Regions from separate parts of the Mus musculus genome. Here region 2 is linked to region 1. Evidence: chromatin loops called from intact Hi-C (ENCODE). Cell type or tissue: gastrocnemius. All regions are shown on one strand. Each heading gives the region's core, and the rest is flanking DNA. Links, peaks and the distances in the headings are about the cores only. Region 1 holds the start of Abra (actin-binding Rho activating protein). Region 2 has its middle 48 kb from the start of Abra.

Evidence for each region. Peaks named below come from ENCODE experiments on the same cell type or tissue, not always from the same donor. Only the 100,000 strongest peaks of a DNase experiment are listed, where the experiment ranks them.
Region 2: a loop joins it to region 1, with 12 times the contacts of the local background. A loop is called at or near these places in 5 of 42 quality-filtered maps.

What each region holds. Positions count from the first base shown.
Region 1 is chr15:41,861,002-41,871,554 of GRCm38, reverse strand. Abra (actin-binding Rho activating protein) reads left to right here and starts at 1,835. Exons shown (of 2, transcript NM_175456.4): 1 at 1,835-2,536; 2 at 5,203-6,262. The coding sequence starts at 1,887. The coding sequence ends at 5,680. Oxr1 (oxidation resistance 1) reads right to left here. Exons shown (of 17, transcript NM_001130166.1): 17 at 10,507-10,553. In gastrocnemius, for the core only: CTCF peaks have their summits at 4,031 (motif pointing left) and 5,233; no DNase peak of the experiment used is centred there; H3K4me3 peaks cover 4,936 bases; H3K27ac peaks cover 5,232 bases.
Region 2 is chr15:41,912,929-41,923,481 of GRCm38, reverse strand. It overlaps the pseudogene Gm5469. Among named protein-coding and RNA genes, the nearest start is that of Abra, 48 kb to the right of the region's middle. In gastrocnemius, for the core only: a CTCF peak has its summit at 5,633; no DNase peak of the experiment used is centred there; H3K4me3 peaks cover 1,574 bases; H3K27ac peaks cover 3,974 bases.

The DNA of each region.
Region 1 (10,553 bases), core at 1,677-9,676:
TACCATTGTTATCACATGCTGGTGAACTCAGAGAACACACCTAACAGATTTCTAGATAGAGTTTTAAAACATTTTCCAAATTGTCTAACTCCCCGGGCATGATGAAAAAAAATGACACTACACTTCTTTTTTGAAGTGAATGTGTCTATCAGAAGAAATTAACTTTTATATTTTTCATACTCTTCACAGGTAACAGTTCCCAACGTATGGTATGTCAAACTTGTAGAAATGGACAGAGTTTAAAGTCTAAAGCAGTGGCAAAAGAAAAACAAAGGTCTATTTGTCTTCAAGACATCATTCAATGCCCAGTCCTGCACATTTTTATCTGGTCTAATACACTGAATAGATGCTGTTTCTCTGTCACATGACTTCTCTTTTCAGTTCTATTAAAAATACTTATTTACTTGATGTCTGAATGTTCAAACAAATGTCATTGCCTGCTACCAAAGTTTTTATTATTAAAAACAAAGAGGAATATCTGTCTTCAGGACTGACCATCTGGTATTGGACAACCAATGGCTGAGCTTGTCCTTGGGGAAGACTATCTCTCCTGCTCCCAGTAGTCCTTAGTTTCCTGTAGTGTTTTGTATATGATCAGAGCCTCATCTAAATAACATTATATAGACTAGAGGGTTGCACTTATTTATTTAGCAAACACACAACAACAACAACAACAACAACAACAACAACAACTGATGAAAAAAGAAGCCATAAACTTGAAGGAGAGCATGTAGAGATATGGGAGGTTTGTAGGGAGAGAAGAAAATGAGTGATTATGTTACAACCTCAACGATAAAAGATAAAACTGAACTAAACTAATAGTTAATTGTTAAAATCCAGACAAGGTGGGAGCCAGATTGGTGGTGCATGCCTTTAAGTCTAGCACACAGTGGGCAGAAGCAGGTGGATCTCTGGGAAGTTGAAGAAAACTTGTTCTACATAGCAAGTTCCAGGCCAGGTAGGGGTACATAAGGAGACTTTGTCTAAAATAAAATAAAATAAAATAAAATAAAATAAAATAAAATAAAATTCAATAGTGCATGCTTCAGATAACAGCCATTATTTTGTCATTATATGGATTTAACCATTTTGATATTTTAAGAGATTATTTTAGTCATAATTTCTAAAATACATAAAAGTAAAATTTAATTTTATGTCATTAGAAGAGTTTACTGTCTTAATATTAATATATATATCATGCTAATGTATATTAATAGGATGTCAACAATAGTAAGCCTTTCAACATTTAGACCTCATTTTCCTCTGGGTGTCAATACTTCCATCTGGAAAATGAAGATCTGAGCAGACAGTCTTCTATAATTTGTTTCTAATTGTTATAGATTAAAAGGAAGCTCCAGCTTCGAACCTCTCATGATTTTAATCTCATATATTATTATCTGCAGGGAGTAAGATACCTTTTCACTCTGCTATTAAAGGAGACCAAATAACAGCTGTATTGAGGGCTACCGAGATTTAACTGAGACAACAAGCCCTGAACAGTCTAGGACAATCTGAGCACTAACTGTACACTCCTCTAAATGGTTGGATCATATTTTAAGGTCAAGGAAAACATAAAGCTGAGCACATGATTCAATCTAGTGCTTTCCACTCTGGCACTTGGAGGAGAGAGGAGGGAACATATCCGTGTCCTTTGCCACCAGAAATGTCCCTCTGCTGTGATGAAATGGGACTTGTCAGGGTTTAAAAACAGAACACCGTCAGGGCCATGGCACCACATCTTGGCAAGAAATACTTTGCATAGTTTCCACCGTCACAGGCTCTCCTTCCCACTCACACCCTGCTTCTATTTAAATCCCAGGCATCTCTCTCAACCACATTCCCCTTTAGCTGGTGCCCAGGCTGTCAGCAGAGAAGAAACAGGTAGCATGGCTCCAGGAGAAAGGGAAAGGGAGGCGGGGCCGGCCAAGAGTGCCCTCCGGAAGGTCCGCACAGCAACCCTGGTTATCAATTTGGCCCGAGGTTGGCAGCAGTGGGCGAATGAGAACAGTACCAAACAGGCCCAGGAGCCTGCAGGCTGGCTGCCGGGAGCAACTCATGACCTACCTAACGCTCCTAAAGAAGCCGGTCCTTACCAGCATGCCCCCAAAACTCTGTCTCCAAAGCCAGATCGAGACGGAGAGGGACAACACTCAGAAGAAGCCACCGAGGTCTCCCACATTAAAAGGAAAGAGGTGACCAGAACGGTTGTCAGCAAGGCTTATGAGAGGGGAGGAGATGTGAACTACCTGAGCCACAGGTATGAGAATGATGGCGGCGTGTCTGAAGCTATTCAGCCAGAGAATGACATTGACAGAATCCTTCTTAGTCACGACTCGCCAACACGGAGAAGAAAATGCACCAACCTGGTGTCTGAGCTGACCAAAGGCTGGAAAGTGATGGAACAGGAAGAGCCCACGTGGAAGAGTGACAGCGTAGACACAGAGGACAGTGGCTACGGAGGGGATATGGAGGAGAGGCCTGAGCAAGATGCAGCGCCTGTGGCTCCTGCCAGGATCAAACGCCCCTTGCTCTCCCAGTAAGTGAATACATCCTTCTACTCCTTATGCCTCAATCACAAGGAGTTCCAACTAATACTAAAAGTATAGAGGGCAGACGATAAATTGCCAGTTAGAGTGGGTTCTTTTGGGTAGCACATCCCTGACCTGAAAGAACAGTGCTAACTAACTTCGGCTGTGGCTCTTCTGGTCCATGCCATCACTGATTTACCTACAAGTGGGAATTGCTGTCAGCACTCTTCTCAGGCTTCCTGAATTAGACTTGTACATGGACCACCTTCTTGGTGTAGTAGAAATGCATATAAGCTTAGAAAATGAGACACTGAGACACTAAGACACACGAAAGTCACATGAACACCGAGGCAGCTGGAAAGGTTTCCGGAACTAGAGCTTGTTTTATAATCCCCATGCTACTCGAATTCCCTTAGCATAAAGCAAGATGTCAGTTTTATTGATCTTGGTAACCTCTAAAGTGCAGGGCTTAAGGGGCTTTAAAACAAAGAGAAAAAAATAAAAAACAAAAAAACATGGCCTTTTACTTTTCTGTGTGTGTGCACATGAGTGTGTGTATGCATTTGTGCATGCACGTGTACATTCTGTCATTCACCTCTCATATACAAGACAAGTATCTCACTAAACCTGAGGTTTGCCATTTTGCCTCACCTGGCTGACCAGGATGTCTGTCTGCTTTTCAGTGCTGGGCTTCTATAAACGTTGGCCATATTTTTATTTTTATTTTTATGTGGGGTCTGGGGATTCAACCTCAGGTCCTCATGTTGGCATTGCAAGAACTCTTAACTATCTCTCCAACCTAGCTTGATACTTACTCCCACTCCCTTCCCCCCATTCCAATGAAAAGAATGCTTTCCTTGGACTTGGGAATAGTTACCAATTTGTAAAAAGAATCAGAGGCCTGGGTCTCAAGCTTGTTAGAAAGGAGAATAAAGGTCATAATTGTTCAGCAATGATGGTGCTGCAATTTAGATAGTAGTCTTGACATGTGACACCCCCCCCTTACACACACACACACACACACACACACACACACACATTGATTAGTTAAATTAGTGACAGTCCCTGGGCAGTGCCAATAACCAGCATTTCTGAGCATAGTGGAATGAGGAGCTGGGGTTCTTTAGCCACAAAGACAACTGGGCACTGACTGTGGGGGTCACAACCATCTCCCTTCATACCGGTACATCCCAAACATGTACTGGGAAATTCCTTCTTAAGACCTCTTGACCCACTGAAGCTGCCATTCAGGTGAAGGACATTTTCTAGAGACTGCTCAAGCTTAAGAAATTGAGATAAACTTGTACTGTATGGGGATCTCCCCAGTTAACCTTGCTGCATGTTTATCTCCCTCTGGCTAGGAAAAAAAAAAAAGAAAAGAAAAGAAAAAGAAAACCAACCAAACAAACAAAAACCCTCATTCCCTTCCCATTCTAGCCTAACAGCGAGAGGACTTAAGAGGATTTTCTGAACATGGGAATTAATGAAATTTCGCCATCTGGTGGATGTTATTTCCTTGAAAATAACTTTCGAGGGTGCATCTAAACCGTATATAGGTTTGGTGTCTGTGTTTGATGGGCTATTTGTGTGTGTGGGCTGCTTGTGTGTGTCTTCCTTACAGCAAACACTTGCGCCCTGGCACTGTGATGACATAAGAAGTCCACAAACTCAGGCTATTCTGATAGGACAGAGCTCATGACCCCAGGGACAGAGACTGAAATGCTTTAGAAGCAGTTAAGTAAGCAGTTGCTGTGTGATTCACTGAGCCCTTTGTCTCCTGAGCCCATTTGTCATGGAGAATTTAGAAGTTTGTACCTTGACAGATAAGCCTGGCCCACTCTCGGGCTTAGAACAGTGACTTATGAGTGCTCATAGGGCCCTGCCATGCCACCCATGGGGACAGTGCTGGAATGGCTCGTTACACCTTCAAGTCCAAAGCTTCCAGATGTGAGGCTACTTAACGCTCTGGAGATAAAGTTGGGTGCTTTGTGAAGATGGACTCCTCCCTCTGTTTTAGAGGAAGCAGTATTTTTTTTTTAAGTTACATCCTGACGGCTTAACTTGGCTTCAAAGTCCAGTCTTAGCCTACTGCTTACAGTTCTGTGTCTTTAGGGTGCTCCTGTGTCTTCCTGGCTTCAGTTTCTTCATCTACACAGCTGAAATATCCATTTTTAAAGATTGCGGAGAATAATAAGTATTTAGAAAAATGCCAGCCAAATAGTGTTCAATAAATGTTTTTGGTCTTCTACCTGTGCAACCCATTACTTTAAAAAATGTGTGTTCATCATTGACCCTAGTGTAAACAGGCTTTCATAAAAACAAACAGACAAAACCTAAATAAATATGGAATTCTATGTAGAACTACTCCAATCTGTATAGCAGTACCAAATGCATGTTTGGGAAATAGCTCTTATCAGAAACCCTCTAAGAACTGATTCTAGTTCAAGAATGTTTGACATGCAACGTTTTAGTAGATGGCCTCACACTCTATGTAAGGAAGGTTTTGTGTTTTGTTTTTTAAAGCTTGAGTTTAATATCACTAGTGGCTAATCCATCATTGTTATTGATAAAGAAAGTTGTGACATATACCACGACAGAGACTACACATGGGAAGTACACGGGGTCCGGCACTTGCTTCATGTATTCACTTTGCTTCTCCACTTCTCTCCGCTAGGGCAAACAGGTACTCTGAGACACTCAACTGTAAGGCCCATCGGAAATACAGCCAAGTGGACAACTTGAAAGGGAGGTGGCAGCAGTGGGCCGATGAACACGTCCAGTCCCAGAAGCTCAATCCCTTCAGTGACGAATTTGACTATGATCTAGCCATGTCCACTCGGCTCCACAAGGGAGACGAGGGCTATGGCCGCCCCAAAGAGGGAAGCAAGACAGCTGAAAGGGCCAAGCGAGCGGAAGAGCACATCTATCGGGAAATTATGGAACTGTGCTTTGTTATCCGCACAATGGCTCGCCACAGACGAGATGGCAAGATCCAGGTTACTTTCGGAGAACTCTTTGATCGCTATGTTCGAATTTCTGATAAAGTCGTGGGCATCCTCATGCGTGCCAGGAAACACGGACTGGTGCACTTTGAAGGAGAGATGCTATGGCAAGGCCGAGACGACCATGTTGTGATTACTCTCCTTGAGTAAGCCCGCAACAAATCCACTCACCGCTGATAAATAGTAATGTGTTACAAGCTCCAAGGCAAGCTGCTCTGCAATGTTATCAATATTAAATGATTTTATATAAATGGCTTTTGGTACTGTTTCTATGAGGTTACTATGTGAAGATTTTGACGAAGACACTCGACTTTTTGGAAGAATGTATTAAGACTATCAAACATAGTATATTGATATTTGGAATTCCACTTACCTTTTTAAGCAAAAATTTCTGGCCTTCATTGATAAAATTATTATAAATTGAAAAGTACACATTACAGGTAAGAAAACTGACCTTAGATAAAGTAGGACAACATCGCAATGTAATATTTTAGGGGAAAAAATTCCATTAAGCTGAATAAAATTGGAAGTTTGGCCTAAAAAAATCCTCACCAGCTCAGAATGGCCTCCAACTCTATTTAACGAAGGATGACTTCAAACCGTTATGTCAGCTCATCCTCTGTAGTGCTGGGACAGCAGGCTTACATGCAATCATTTCCACTTTGTTAAAGTGGTAGGGCTCATGCCTGCCCAGGAAGTACTCTATTTCTGAGAATATTCTCCACTCTTTTGAAAAAAAAAAAAATCACAGCACCTTTGGTGGGTAAACAAAGTTAGAATTCAAGATGTTGAAGCTCCTCTGTGTGGTTTGATTACAGCCAGGTTCCTTTAATCAGCTTTCCTCATTCAGATGTGAACAAGTCCTGCAAAAACAAATGCTATCAGTGGCCTCATGACCCACAAAGACGGTACACACTAGGACAGTGGGACACTGGTGGGAGGGTCAGACTTGTCTTTGTGGAGTTCATGAGCAGGTTTGATTTTTGCTGAAAGTCTTACTGGGTAATACTGTTTACATTATGCTAATAAATGAACAAGAAATACAGAAACTCTGTGAAACGAATATTCAATGGAGCAAAAGCTCATAGAATCATTTAATTTAAAACCTGGGACATATTTCTTTCCTGTTCTAATAAAGAAAATGTCATAAAACAAAAAAAAGTAACTAAAACAAACAAACAGCGTATCAGTTCTTCTGAGATAAAGAAAAAGCTAATTTAATACAAGGAAGCTAATACTGACCTGCCTGTGACTAATTTTTTCCTTAATGTGTATTATAATTCTAAAGCCAAATGAATATGAGACTACAATTTCTTTTCTTTTTTTTTCTTTTTCTTTTCTTTTTTTTTTTCGAGACAGGGTTTCTCTGTATAGTCCTGGCTGTCCTAGAACTCACTCTGTAGACCAGGCTGGCCTCGAACTCAGAAATCTGCCTGCCTCTGCCTCCCAAGAGACTACAATTTCTTACTGTATTTGAAAAAGCTAAAATTAAAATGGTTATAATACTTTGTATAATACACAATACTTTGTATTATAACAATAAAAGTATTATAACAATAAATACAAAAGTCAAATTATTATATCTCAAAATAATGGGAACCCATAATTGTTACATGTCAGAAACAATACAAATTAAATAATAGAAATTATCAATAATGATTGCTTCAAACTGAAAATTCTAACATATTTAAGGAGACATACACGATTTTGTTGCCATACTAGTCTGAGTCACTAGTCCTTACTCATATTCTTTATGGGATTTCTTATGTATACACATGCACATGTGTTGTCACAGAGAGAAGCATGTCAGAATTGAAGGAAACCAGCAGAGTGGAAGCTGTGACAGTTTTTGTATTATTTTTAGATTAGATTCCCAAAATACTCTGTGTGTGTTTGAAATAAAACAAATTCAGACTTGAACTTGGGATAGTCCCAGTAGCCGCGTTTCAACTAATGCTCCACCAGTTCCTGCCTCCTCATCTCTGCACACAAAGATTGTGCAGGCTCTGGCATAAGATTATTCAAAGTTCAGCTTGTGTGAATTTAAGAATACACTGAAAACCTTTTCCATATTGTGTGGCAAAGTGAGAGCACGTCCACTCTCAGCTTGTTCTTGGGCTTTAACTTTCAAATGTCAGTTCCTTTCCGGATTGATACCAATACTTCTCCCGGTACAGGAGTAATGCCATGTAAGCTAGAATTCTGAGTGAGGACTGTAAGGTCAGTATACCCCTTCTCAGAGGGAACACTATGTATCAGGCATGTCTTAGCAGGCAGCTCGCAGTGGTCGCCATAGCTCTCTAGTAACACAATGAGTGGTTAATGCTTTGTAGAATTTTTTTCTTATATTCTTCTACTTTATGGTGCTTACTATTGAATTTGTAAGACCATTAGTTAGTCCTATAATTTTTCCTCGCTTCAAATCCAAAACTATTCTCTCCCTGAAGGACAGAGAAATTTGTACTTAAAAACATAGAGAACATTTTGACCAAAAAGAAAATATGAGAAAACTCAGGAAACAAAGCAATGAAGAGACCTGTTTTAGTCACAAGGTATATAAAATGATTGTATTTTATCATGAATAGCTCTAAATTCCTAGTGGCATGCACTTGCTCTCCCAAGCCCCAAGCTTTCCCTTATTCTTCACTCCTCCCTCGACTGGCTCTTTACTCCTTCTCAGTGGGTACGAGTTGCTGCCTCCCTGATTCAGCCCCTCTTCACTCTGCTCACAACTGCAGAGGAGAGCATCTGAGCTTTGGGTCCCTTGTCTTCCCATACTGTGTAGTAAAATAATATCACACCCAGAAATACTTCATGTTTTTTCTCTCTTTTCCTTTGAAATACCAGTTGCTGTCTTATTTATCAACAGAAATAACGTCAAATTACCAGAGCCATTTTTCATGGTACAGTTATAACTCTATGTGAGCTAGAATTCAGTTATACCCATTCCACTCAGTCATTTTGAGTCATTGTAAGACAAAGCATGCAGCCCATGCTGAAGTGGTCCCTTAGCACGGTGTCCCCATTTTATTCTTCGTACCCTGGGCACTTCTTAGTGCAAAGCTGGTTTAAGTGCAATGTGTTTTACTTAAGTTATAGGCTGACCTAACCTATTTTGAGTTTTCAGAGCAGTTTTCATTTCTGTTCTACTGCCTTGTGCTCAGATAGCGGGGAGATTCCAGTATCTGATAAGATTATATTGTACTTACTTGTTTGGGTGTAATTTCTATTCCCTAAATAACTCTTGCAGGTAAAATTTAAGCGATATAAAATACATATGCATACAAAATAGGTTATGTTGGTATAAATGTTCATCAAGATGTTTTGAGAATAAGGGGATTAAGAAATACTGAAATCAATGTTCTATAGGAATGACAAGAAGTGAGTGCAGAGAAGGGCAAACATCTTACCAGACTATACTAGCTTTTAGGAGCTTATAAATAGGTGGCATCTCGCTGCCATTGGGCACATAGGAAGGAATTAAGTTTGCTGGTCAAAGGATAAGTGCATGCTTGGCTTTAGTTGATATCGCTAAGTTTCCAAGCTCACATTCTCTTTGAAATGGCTATTATTGGTTATTTGAAGTCTCCTGAGAATTGCCAGTTACTTCTATAACTTTTCCTTGTTCATGGAGCGATTGTTCTGCCTCACCACCTCCCTTACTAGTTCAAAACTTGTAAGGTTTGAACACTCTGGTCTCAAGAAGAAACTTCCTACCTAAGCCTACTGTTAGTTTTTATTTAAATACCAAGAATTACTACTTGGGCCTGGAATGGTTTGTATGGTTTTAGTTTGTTTGTTAGGGTGGGTATCTCTCTCTCTCTCTCTCCCTCTCCCTCTCTCTCTCTCCCTACCTATCTACCTACCTATCTCGTCTTTTACCAGCCTTAAATGGTTTCCAAAACATTTCTCTATTTCACACACAAACAAGTTTATTAATACAAAGATATTCACAAATATCCTCTTGCCATCTGTTAATGAAACCTGTAGTCATTTTATTAGTTATTTTTGTTTTTTGTTAATTTTTTCTAACAAGTAAAAACTGATTATTCTCAGATTATGTTTTTCATCCTTTTAAAATTGTATTGACTTCTGCTATTTTATATGTATTTTTTGTCACACCTGCTTTAGGTACAATTTCTTTTTCTTTTAACTTGAGAGGGAAGCTCAGAGCCTTTTCGTATGCTGGTCAATATTATATGATGAAAAAGTAAAAGGATCTATCTCAAGAACCCTATTTTAAATCAGGTCTAAAATCTCTAGGGGCACTGCATCCACAGGAATATTATCTTATTCATTTAAAGCCTTAGTATTTTGAAGCAGAACATTAAATGTTTTCCTCATACCATGCTAGGGAGTAGGGTGTGAACAGTCATTATCTACACGCTCAGTTTCTCCTCTTGGTACACTGGCAAGATGATAACAACACATGTGAGTTCTTAAGTCAAAACCCTAAGGCTGTCCGAGAGATTACCCATATTCTGGGCATTTCATATAAACATATATACACACATATACAAATTACACACACACACACACACACACACACACACACACACACACACACACACTGTATTTTGTTCATAGCTATCTTTAAATGCTGATATCTATACTTCTTTTCATTTTTTATTCTTTCTTTAATTTTTTTCTTATTGAGGCTTCTGTCCATGTTATTCCTCTACTCCAATATTCTCAAATGCTCCATGAGATTAAACAATGAGAAACTGCTTGGTGCTGGACATGGGGCTCTTCAGGATCCTGGGATGTCTGTTATGTACTCTTTACCCTCCCCCAGCAGCTCAAACTCATCAAACCCTTGCAATTTCTGCTGGGACATGTTTCATCAGCAGAGCTTCCTCTAACTGAATTCAAATCTCTTACTTCCTGTTGCAGGGCACATGTCAGGAGGTTGTAGTAGGCTTATTACCAGTTCTTAGATATGGAAATGACTTGGTCATTGAAAAAATCCAAACTCATTTGCATTTATGCATTTAATTTTATTTGGTATACATCTCTATGTCCT
Region 2 (10,553 bases), core at 839-8,838, 53 kb before region 1:
GCAATATACCTGATGTAATGAAAAGAAAAAGAAAAAGACAAAGCTACAACAGATAAAAGACCTCAGGAATGTACATCTAATTGACACTACATTGCATTAATCAATAGCTGCACTTTTTCCAAACTGTGGCTATGACAGTCCTGAACAAGAAGGGTTTCCTGTTTAAGCTGCAGTAACTTTTCTGACTATGGATCATCGTTCCTTCTGTGGCAGATTTTTACAGTTCCTCTAATGCATTTGGAAAGACTGTCTCAAAGTAACCTGTAGCTTTCCTGACAACTCCTCGCTCTCTCTCCTGCTAAGAACTGTAGCCGTTTCTGTTTTATTTTAAAACCTTCTGCTACCATATCCACCACTTCCACCTCCAGATCCATAGCCACCACCATAGGGACTGCCTGAGCTTCTTCCACCAAAACTGCCCCCCTTCATGGGTCCATAATTTGATTGTTGCTGTCCACTATAATTTCCAAAGTCATTATAGTTTCCACCACCACCATAGTTACCTCCACCAAAATTTCCTCCTTCATTGTAACCATCATAGCCTCCTCCTCCACCACCATATCTACCACCCTGGTTTCCATATCCTGGTCCACCACCTCCATAACCTCCTCTACTACTGTAACCAGGACCACCACCATAGTTGCCACCATCACCTCCAAATCCATTATATCCACCATCACCACCTCCATAACTACCTCTGCTGCCACCACCTCCACCACCATAGCCACCTCTTCCACCAAAGTGTCCTCCACGACCAAAGTTTCCTCCACCACCTCCAAAGTTTCCTCCACGACCCATAAATTTGCCAGATCCACCTCCATGACCTCTCTGTGATCCAGCAGACTGCATCTCTTGTTTAGAAAGGGCCTTTTTCACTTCACAATTATGCCCATTAATAGTGTAGTATTTCTGAACAACAATTTTATCAACTGTGTCATGATCATCAAAAGTTACAAAAGCAAATCCTCTCTTTTTTCCACTTTGCCTGTCTTCCATAACCTCTATGGTTTCAATCTTGCCATACTTTTCAAAGTAGTCTCTCAGGTTATATTCTTCCGTATCCTCTTTAATACCACCAACAAAAATTTTCTTCACCGTTAAATGGGCACCAGGCTTTACAGAATCCTCTCTAGAAACAGCTCTCTTTGGTTCCACCACACGCCCATCAATCTTGTGTGGCCGAGCACACATTGCAGCATCCACCTCTTCAACACAAGAGTAGGTCACAAAACCAAAGCCTCTGGAACGTTTTGTTTGGGGATCTCTCATTACCACACAGTCTGTAAGTGTGCCCCATTTCTCAAAATGTTCTCTTAAGCTATCATCTGTGGTTTCAAAGCTCAGACCACCAATAAACAGCTTCCTCAGCTGCTCTGGTTCCTTTGGATTATGGCCCTCCATTTTGAGACCGGACTCGCCTCTTCCAACTCGAGTTCAATATCAGAAGCTCAACTTTTAAAATGGCTGTTGATCTGTCATCTAGTCAAAAGAGATTTAGTTTACAAAGAACAGCCATACTTTTAGTCTAATAGAAGAAGGGAAGATCGGAAAGCTTCACAAAAAACAACAATAACAACAAAAACAAACAAACAAAAAACCCACCTTTTAACCAACAGGTAATTGGAAATGTTTTAAAGTCTGTTTATCTTCATATTTTCAGGATTATTATCCTTTCCAAGTTCATTAGATGTGAAGCTAAATGTGGAACAGAAGATAAGACAGGCACCATGGAGGAAGTATCAAACATTTTCTTCCACTGGATTTTTCTAAATAGCCCTAACTATGATTTCTCTGATCATAAAGGAAATGATAAACTCAAGGAAAAGACTTAATCATTGGTTACAGCCTGGTGACAAGGAAAACGTGAGGTCAGACTTTTGAACTAAATTGGGATACAGCCAAGCTGGAGAATATTAAGCAAATCACTACTTTAGGACCCATTGACTAGACAAACTTTGTCAGTATTCAATTCACAAGCCTACTGAGCTTAAAGGAGACTTATGATCACAAACAACCCTGAGTGCAGCCTTCCTTTCTTCAGTTAGCTATGTGGTATACAGATGGTGACAATCTAGTGCCTACTGGATTACTAAATTTTATAAGTGGTATTTATGTAGTTTCTTAATTTGTCAAGTCTACTATTGCTAACCATTCATAACCATCTAGTTTGAATATATCATGATGATTGAGTCACTGACTATACTTTTTTAAATGTGTTTAGTTTTGTTTACCCCTTTGTGGTGGTTTGAATATGCTTGCCCCATAAGAAGTGGCTCTATTAAGAAGTGTGGCCTTGTTGGAGGAAGTGAGTCACTGTGGGGCTTGGCTTTGAGATCCTATGCTCAAGCTCAAGTGAAAGAGACCCTCCACTTGGCTGCCTGCAGAAAACAGACCCCTTTGGCTGTCTTTGGATCAACTTGAAGAACTCTCAGCTCATTCTCCAGTACCATGTCTGCCTGCACACTGCCATGCTTTCCACCATGATGATAATGGGCTGAGCCTCTGAACCTGTAAGCCAGGCCCAGTTAAATGTTGTCCTTACAAGAGTTGCCTTGCTCATGGTGTCTCTTCTCAGCAAAAATATAAAAATATAAAAAATAAACCAAACTAAAATACCCTTTTTCTTTAAACACATGTGGTACTATGAAAATGGTAACATAGCCCCGCTGATAACTTTTAAGAAACCAAGTGAGCACTTATTCAATAAAGATCTTAAGGGCCCTCATAGCACCCCTAAGTGTTGAGTTTCAAGCCCTGATCTGATGTCTCATAAAAATCTCCACTAAGGGAAGCTCCAAGTACCACTAAGCAGTGAATCTTGTTCTAGGCCTTTCATGATGAGACAGCAGACCACCAGCACAGTGTCACACCCAGCCTCTCCTCTTGCTGGTTTTGTTGAGTTCCATAGTCTCCTAACATGCCAGCAGCATGTTTGCTTTTCATTTGTTTGTGGCTTATTTAAGCCACAGATGTGGGTGGGTGGCAGGAACTCAGCACTTTTCTTCTTTGGCGATAAGGATGGCCATCAACAAAGCACATATGGCTCCTATTAGAGTAAATGGAAGGCACGTGTCTAATTTGGAGGGTAAAATTGGAAAAATTGAAACAGCTGCAGCTAGTGATCCTCTGTTCTGAGTGGATGTTGAATGAGGTGAATAGTTCAGTCTCTTCTCCTAACCTGCTTGTATGACTTCCTTGTTGCATAACTGTCATCTCTTTTATCTGGTTCACAAGGCATAGGGTTTTCTCTAAGCTTTTTTGATTAGTATTCATTTCTTCCTCATTATAAAAGAAGAAATCTGGAAAAGTACACTTCACATTAACTCTATTAGTGCCAATGGTAGCCAGCAACATGGTAGATTCAACAGAATGTGTGTGGCCAATGATCAGGATCTTTTGAAGGGACCCACATATATAATTGAGGCAGCAGAATGAACATAAGATTCATTTTGCTCTCACTTGTGAATTAATAGTTTAATTTAGTGATTGGTAAACATCTCAATGTGCCAATAACTGGTTAAAAAAAACAGAAAATTATTATTCTCTAGGACTTTATATTCTAGGAAAGACCAGCAAGACAGTTGTTTTACACATAAAACCATGGAGGCAGAGATATGTTGTTATTCATTATTATTCTGTCTGTGCTCAAAAAACCTATTGACTATATGAATAAAATTCCTGCAATATATGTAGAAAGTCCAAGCAAAGGCAGTGGAAACAAACATAAGGTTGGATGGAAAATGAGGGCTCATCGGTCCAGAAATTAATCTCAAAAGGAATGAGACAGACCAGGAAGAATGTGTGCAGTCTAACTGGCTTTGGAGAGGCTGACCTCTAAAAGACAGCCATGGGATAGGGAGAGATCAAGATGTTCTGAGATATAAGATGAGAAGGAAGAGAGTAATGTCACAGGAGAGGAAGATACACACACACACACACACACACACACACACACACACCACTCACCTGCCTCATAAAGAGAATTTGAAAATGGATGAAACCAGGCCAAAATCTTTTAAGGATAGACTGGAGGAGGTGGAGAAGGGGGCAAGAGAGGAGAGAGGAGGAGAGGGAAAAAAAAAGAAATATATATATAGATAGATAGATAGATAGATAGGAGAGAGAGACAGAGGAGAGAGAGACAGAGACAGAGAATCTCTTTGGCCCATCTATGTGCATCTAGGTGCAACACTCAAACCCTCGGTAAGACCCAACAAAGACTGGAAAAGTATCAACAAGTGTTATCTACACATTCACATATTATCTATGCCCCATGTGGGACAAACGGCATTATGTCACCAAAGAAGACACTACTAGCCTTTCCTAGAATTCAGCTAAGTTATGTTTAACATGAAGGGTTTTTTTTAAATTTTACTATGTACTTGAGCTAGCTTTTTAGCATCCTTCTGCACCTGTTATCAAGTTCTAGAGGATGAGAAACGAAGAGAATAAAAACTAATAAACATTCCAGAAAACTTAGGAAGAAGTTAACAATATTGGTTCCATAATTTTATTTCATGTTTGAAAGTTTCATTTTATGTTATAAACCTAAAGTATACTCTTAAGTTGTTCAACACATAGTTAATTAGCCATGTTTTATAGTGTTTTGGAAAGTACTATAAAGTTTGGACTCTCTCCTAAACATATTTGACAACAACTGGCCTAATAAATTGTCACAAAGTAAGGAGACACCCAAATTATTATTTATATACATTTGTGTGATAAAAGGGGGGATAAAGAGACAATTGGTGATGGTATGCTGAAACTGAAAAATAAACTATACTATTTATGAGGTCCATTGTCCATTTCTCATCAGAAGTCTTCCAGTGAGTACAATGTGTAATCTGTTCTCTGAAAAGAACACAAAGTTTTACCTTGATCCTAAAGTAAAATATTTTAACTAAAGACACAAAGTAATCTAAAGGGAGTCTCCAAATGATCAGGTGAGACTAGTGAAACTAGTCATTGAAGAAAAGAATAATAAACATGTTAATAACTACTACATATATACACAGGCATAAACACACATACATACACACATGCACACATACATACACATACACACAGTCGGCATTAATATTCTCAAAGTAGCACAAATAAAATACACAAGTTCTACAAAATTTCTTTAAGATGAGGCCTGGATTATACCTTTTCACTGATAAAACACTATTTTAATGGCCCACAGGGGTTTCTGTGCTCAGAGGTATCATACTATGAATTTTAGGCCCTTAAAAGATTATTGAGGTTAACCACTGCCTAGTTGGTCAGAGGACTTCCCTCCAAATATACTCACATGCATTTTCCCATATGCTGTGGGGTGCACTCCAAATCCTGGTGATACTTTTTTAATTCATTACTAAATTTAAAACTAAGACTCGCTGTGTATCAGCAATAGGTGTGAGCTGTTTCTTGCTTGTACCTAGAGGAGGCAGGATAGTATGTCCACTGGAGAAAACTGCTCTCTGAGGAGGCACCTAAAGGAGGCAGGATAGTATGTCCACTGGAGAAAACTGCTCTCTGAGGAGGCACCTAAAGGAGGCAGGATAGTATGTCCACTGGAGAAAACTGCTCTCTGAGGAGGCACCTAAAGGAGGCAGGATAGTATGCCCACTGGAGAAAACTGCTCTCTGAGGAGGCACCTAAAGGAGGCAGGATAGTATGCCCACTGGAGAAAACTGCTCTCTGAGGAGGCACCTAAAGGAGGCAGGATAGTATGTCCACTGGAGAAAACTGCTCTCTGAGGAGGCACCTAAAGGAGGCAGGATAGTATGTCCACTGGAGAAAACTGCTCTCTGAGGAGGCACCTAAAGGAGGCAGGATAGTATGTCCACTGGAGAAAACTGCTCTCTGAGGAGGCACACCTATGAGACAGACATCTGAATGCTATTATCATGGTCGGTTTAGGTGGGGAAAAAAGTCTCTTAGAAATGCTCAGTGCCTAAGGCTGTTTATGTTAAATGTGAGGAAGGGAGCACACCTAAGGCTATTTCTCAAAACGACTGGTCTCTCTGTGTAGGGAAAAACTCTAAAGAAACAAAATTCTTCTCACCCCCATGATGATGACCCGTGTAGCATGGCTATGTTTCTCTCATTTTCTCTGCCGTCACCCAGTAAGCTATGCAGACTTATCACTTTTCCACCCTTGGAGAATACATACACACTGAATTGATTTATGAATCTGAACAACCTTTGCCACCTACATGAAGAATATTTCTCACATAGCTTTTCTCAGCTGTTGCCTTTCCTGACAGGGTATCAAAGACTTTGGCAGGTGAATCCTGCACCCCTGTGCTGGCCCGTGGGTGTTGGCATTTGTAAGGCTGCATATTTCTGTCATCACCCATGAGCCTGAAGCACAGAAGAGAGCTCTATATGAGGAGGAGGAGAGGCAGCTGTTGCTGTCCGTGGAGGAAAATGAAACTAAACCCCTCAGCATACAATCTCAGCATCTCCTTTCCCAGAATAAGGGAGAGCTAGAGAGTCCAGGAGCTTCTGCCAAGGGAGTGATACATTGGACCTTGGACTTGATACCTTCTCTAACTAATAGCCTAAGCAGAAGGGACTGGTGAAAGGTCATGGATGCATTCCATTCCAGCTTTGGAGTCCTGTGTAAAAGGTCAGGGATGTACCTCATTCCACCCTTTGAGATCTGTCTGATGTAGCGCTCAGAAACTGCTAACGGTGACTTGTGTGAAACAAGACACAAAGGTGAAAATAAATTCTAACATTGTCTATGCTGCAGAGACACAGGGTCAGCTGAGAGAAATAGAAGGAAACAAATGTGAAGAAGGCATCTGCTAAGTTCTGTTACCTGTCTGCTCACACATCTATTACACGCACTAAGCTCCGTTACCTGTCCACTAACATGTCTATTACAATATCTTATGAGAAGACAATTAAAGACATCTTCTACCTTGTAGAGAAGAGAGGAAGGAGTGGGGGAGAGGGAAAAAAGGGGAGAAAAGAGGAGAAAAGGGGAAAAGGGTAAGAAGGAGTGAGAGAGAGAGAGAATCATAGAACAAGGAAACAATTTATACATAAATTAGGTTTTAGAATATTAGAACTAGGAATCACTGCAAAATTAAAATTACTAAACCCATCATTTTTGGTAAAGAGGCTGAAGCTCAAAAAATTGAATTCATCTTCAGCACTGTAATCATAGTAGTTACCATAATATAGCTTGTAAAAATGATTTTAATTAATCATATGTAATTGTCATTTTGTAGGCTTACTGCTAAACAAACTCACCCTTTCTAGTTTTCTTAACTCTGATTGACTGGTTCAACTTAGCTGATCTGGTTCAAACTCCTCTTCAAGGTGACTGATTCAAATTAGATTCTATCAGCTTCTGACCGAGTTGCTCTGCTTGGAAAGACTGCCCCTGAACTCCACCAAACTGAACTGAGTTCATTGAACTTGAATTTAACCTCTCTCTCTCTCTCTCTCTCTCTCTCTCTCTCTCTCTCTCTCTCTCTCTCTCTCCACTGCTCTTGAGCCACCTCTCTTTCCTGTCTGTTGTCATAAGAGTTGGGGGTAATCCTACCTCTGACTCATTCCATCAAATGTTTTGGCACTTTGTCTATCCTTCAATTAGACATCATTTTCAAATGTGGCTGCTTCCTTCTAAAAACTTACCTTATTTTCATTGTTTGGGATTAAAGGTATATACTATGAGCTTTCTATAATCCAGCAGGATCACACAGACCTAGAAGATCTTTGGCTGTGATCCCTTGCCAGAGCAGCCTTGTTGCTAGATTGAAATTCCTCCACAACAGCTTTTTAGCTACATCATGATTGCTTGGAAGTATAGGAACAAAGCAAGAAGTAACTATATTTTGTATTCTTGTGGCTAAGAGGCTCTGGCTTCCAACTGGGGGTCCATGATCACTGGTGCATTATTGGTTAATCTGGAAGGGTACATTCCTCCAGATAGTGCAGTGGAAGCATAGGAAACACAAACTGGTCTCAGGAGTGGTATACGAGTATCCACAAGTCCTCATGGATACCTTCAGGCAATCCCTGAGCCATGACCTTGTAAACTTATGTGGTCACAGTAGTTTAGATGAATCACAACTGTTAAACATACTAAAGAATTATGTGAAATCTTACACCTATACAGTTACAACATAGATTTGTGTTCAGAATATAAGTATCTCCATATACTTGGAAGCTGTGAAATCACACTTTTTCGGGCATGTATGATGACATCATCATACCATCTGGAATACACTGACCTTCTAGTAGGACATCTTTTTCTATGTTTTCCTCTAAGTTTTAATATTTCAGTACCTTGTGCATCCCATTTACTAGTCAGGGTTCTGAGAGAAATAGAACCAATACACAAAGGCCATGTTGATTAATGTGGTCTCATGCCATCAGAGGTTGAGGAATCCCAGCACAGCCTCCAAGCTTGAGGACAAAATGGAGTTATCCCAGATCAACATGTTTTTGTTCTTTAGGCCTGATCAGATGATAGCAGATTTCCTGATTCAGTCAACTGATTCACACGCCAGTCTTATCCTCAAAGGCCATCACTGACTCAACAGAATATTTCACCAGCTACTTCCTGTCACTAACCTGGCTGAGTGATAGTTAATTTTAACTATCACTTTAACTATTTAACTCTCTTACTTTTCAAATCCCTTCTCAACAGCCACCTGATTGTTAATGGTGAAGCCTGCTCCCCCAGCATTGCTGTGCCTGTTTTGTTCCATCCTGCCAGTCATTTCTTACTGTTACTGATGCAGAGAAACACCTCGACTCAGAGCAGACTCAAGCTGACCACATACCTTGTTATGTTCTGAGCTTTGTTAATTTTAAGAAATTCCACAACCATAAGCTCTACTTAGGACCAATCAGAATAAAGGTCAGTTAGAACTGTCTGTCTAGCTTGAGTCAGAGCTGTCCACAGGATAGTGCTTCCTGCACCTGTACATGAGCTCCTTGCCGGATTTTTTTTTTTTCCTGAATAAACTGGCTCTGGGAAACATTTGTGGCCACAGTCAGCTCCTGAGTCCGGCCTATTGCCCTGATCAATCAGTCTTGGAGTGAGCATTCAATAAACCAGCTCTTTCTAACTGAGTTCCATGACTGAGTGGTTTGTTCAGCGATTCCCAGACTTCAACACTGAACTAAGTCTTTACCTTTCCCTCCTAGAAAACCAAACTCAAGTACATAGGAGCCATTTCCCTTCATTTCTTATAACATTGTAACAATGTAGATACTTTTTTAAAAACTAGAATAAAAATTTGGACTGACAAGATGGTTCAATGAGTGCTTGCTCCTAAGCCTGACAACCTGAGTTTAATCCCTGGGACTCACATGGTAGAAGGAAAGAAAGTTGCCCTCTGGCTTCCATACACATGGCACAGCACATGTTATACACACACACACACACACACAACATACTCTCACACACGCAAACACACACACTCATGCACATACATGCACTCATATGCTTAATAAATGTAATACAAATTAAAGAAAAAAGAGCACAACCTTTTCAAAAGTGGTCTATAGTTATTGCATGTTCTGTGCTCCCTCTGGATGTTTTAAAAGCAGGTTCATACTCATGCCCTCTATCCTAGAATGCTCACTCAGATCCAAGGGTCTGTCCTACTCCCAAGTACTTTGTGTGCTCCAGAAACATCTGTACTTACCAATATAGGACAAAGGAAGATCTGCAGAATGAAGGATATTCTCCGTTACATTGCTTCCATACTAAAAAAATGACTTTGCAAAACAACTGAAGTGTGTAAATGTAGGCACTTGAAAACTAAGGACTCTGCCTATGGTATTCAGCTCTACCACTGAGCTACCATTCAGTCAATAACTGATACTTGAAATGTCCATTTCTTTGAAAAAAGTCTACTTTCATTCATAAGACTGTGGTCAGCCTGTTCAATGAAAAACATCTAGAATTTGGTAACACTGTACATGGTCTTTGATAGACAGAATAATGCCTAAAAGGTTTCAATATTATAATCCCTGAAACCCACAAACATATATGGCAAAAGGTACTCCACAGATAGGATTAAGGACCATGAGATAGAGAATGTTACCTGGATCATCAGGGTTCTTAAAAGCAGAGATATGTTTTGTTGAGATCCTTTGGGGAGCCATGGTCAGAAAAAGGTGGGACTTTTAAAGAATTACCATAATACAGTGCTGGCCTCCAATTAGGGAGAGGGGCCCAAACTCAGGTGGCCTGTGACAGGATGGAAAAGGACAGGGAAATAGGTAATAGGTATACCTTTGGAGCCTCTAGAAGAAACACAGCTTTACCAACCACTTCTCCTCAGCCCATGGAGCCTCAGGTTTGACTTTTGTAGGGAGAAGGGGAATGTGTTGTTTTTAACCATTACATTTGTTGCTCCCCATGTCCCTCCAGAGTTCCTCTAAATAGCCCTGGCAGTTCAGGAACTCCCTATGTAGACCAGGCAAGGCTGGTACTCCCAGAGATCCACCTGCCTCCAATAGGATTAAAGGCACATGTTACCAAACTTGGCTCTTCTTGCAAATTCTTAACCCAGAAAAAAAAAAATTGTCTTTCA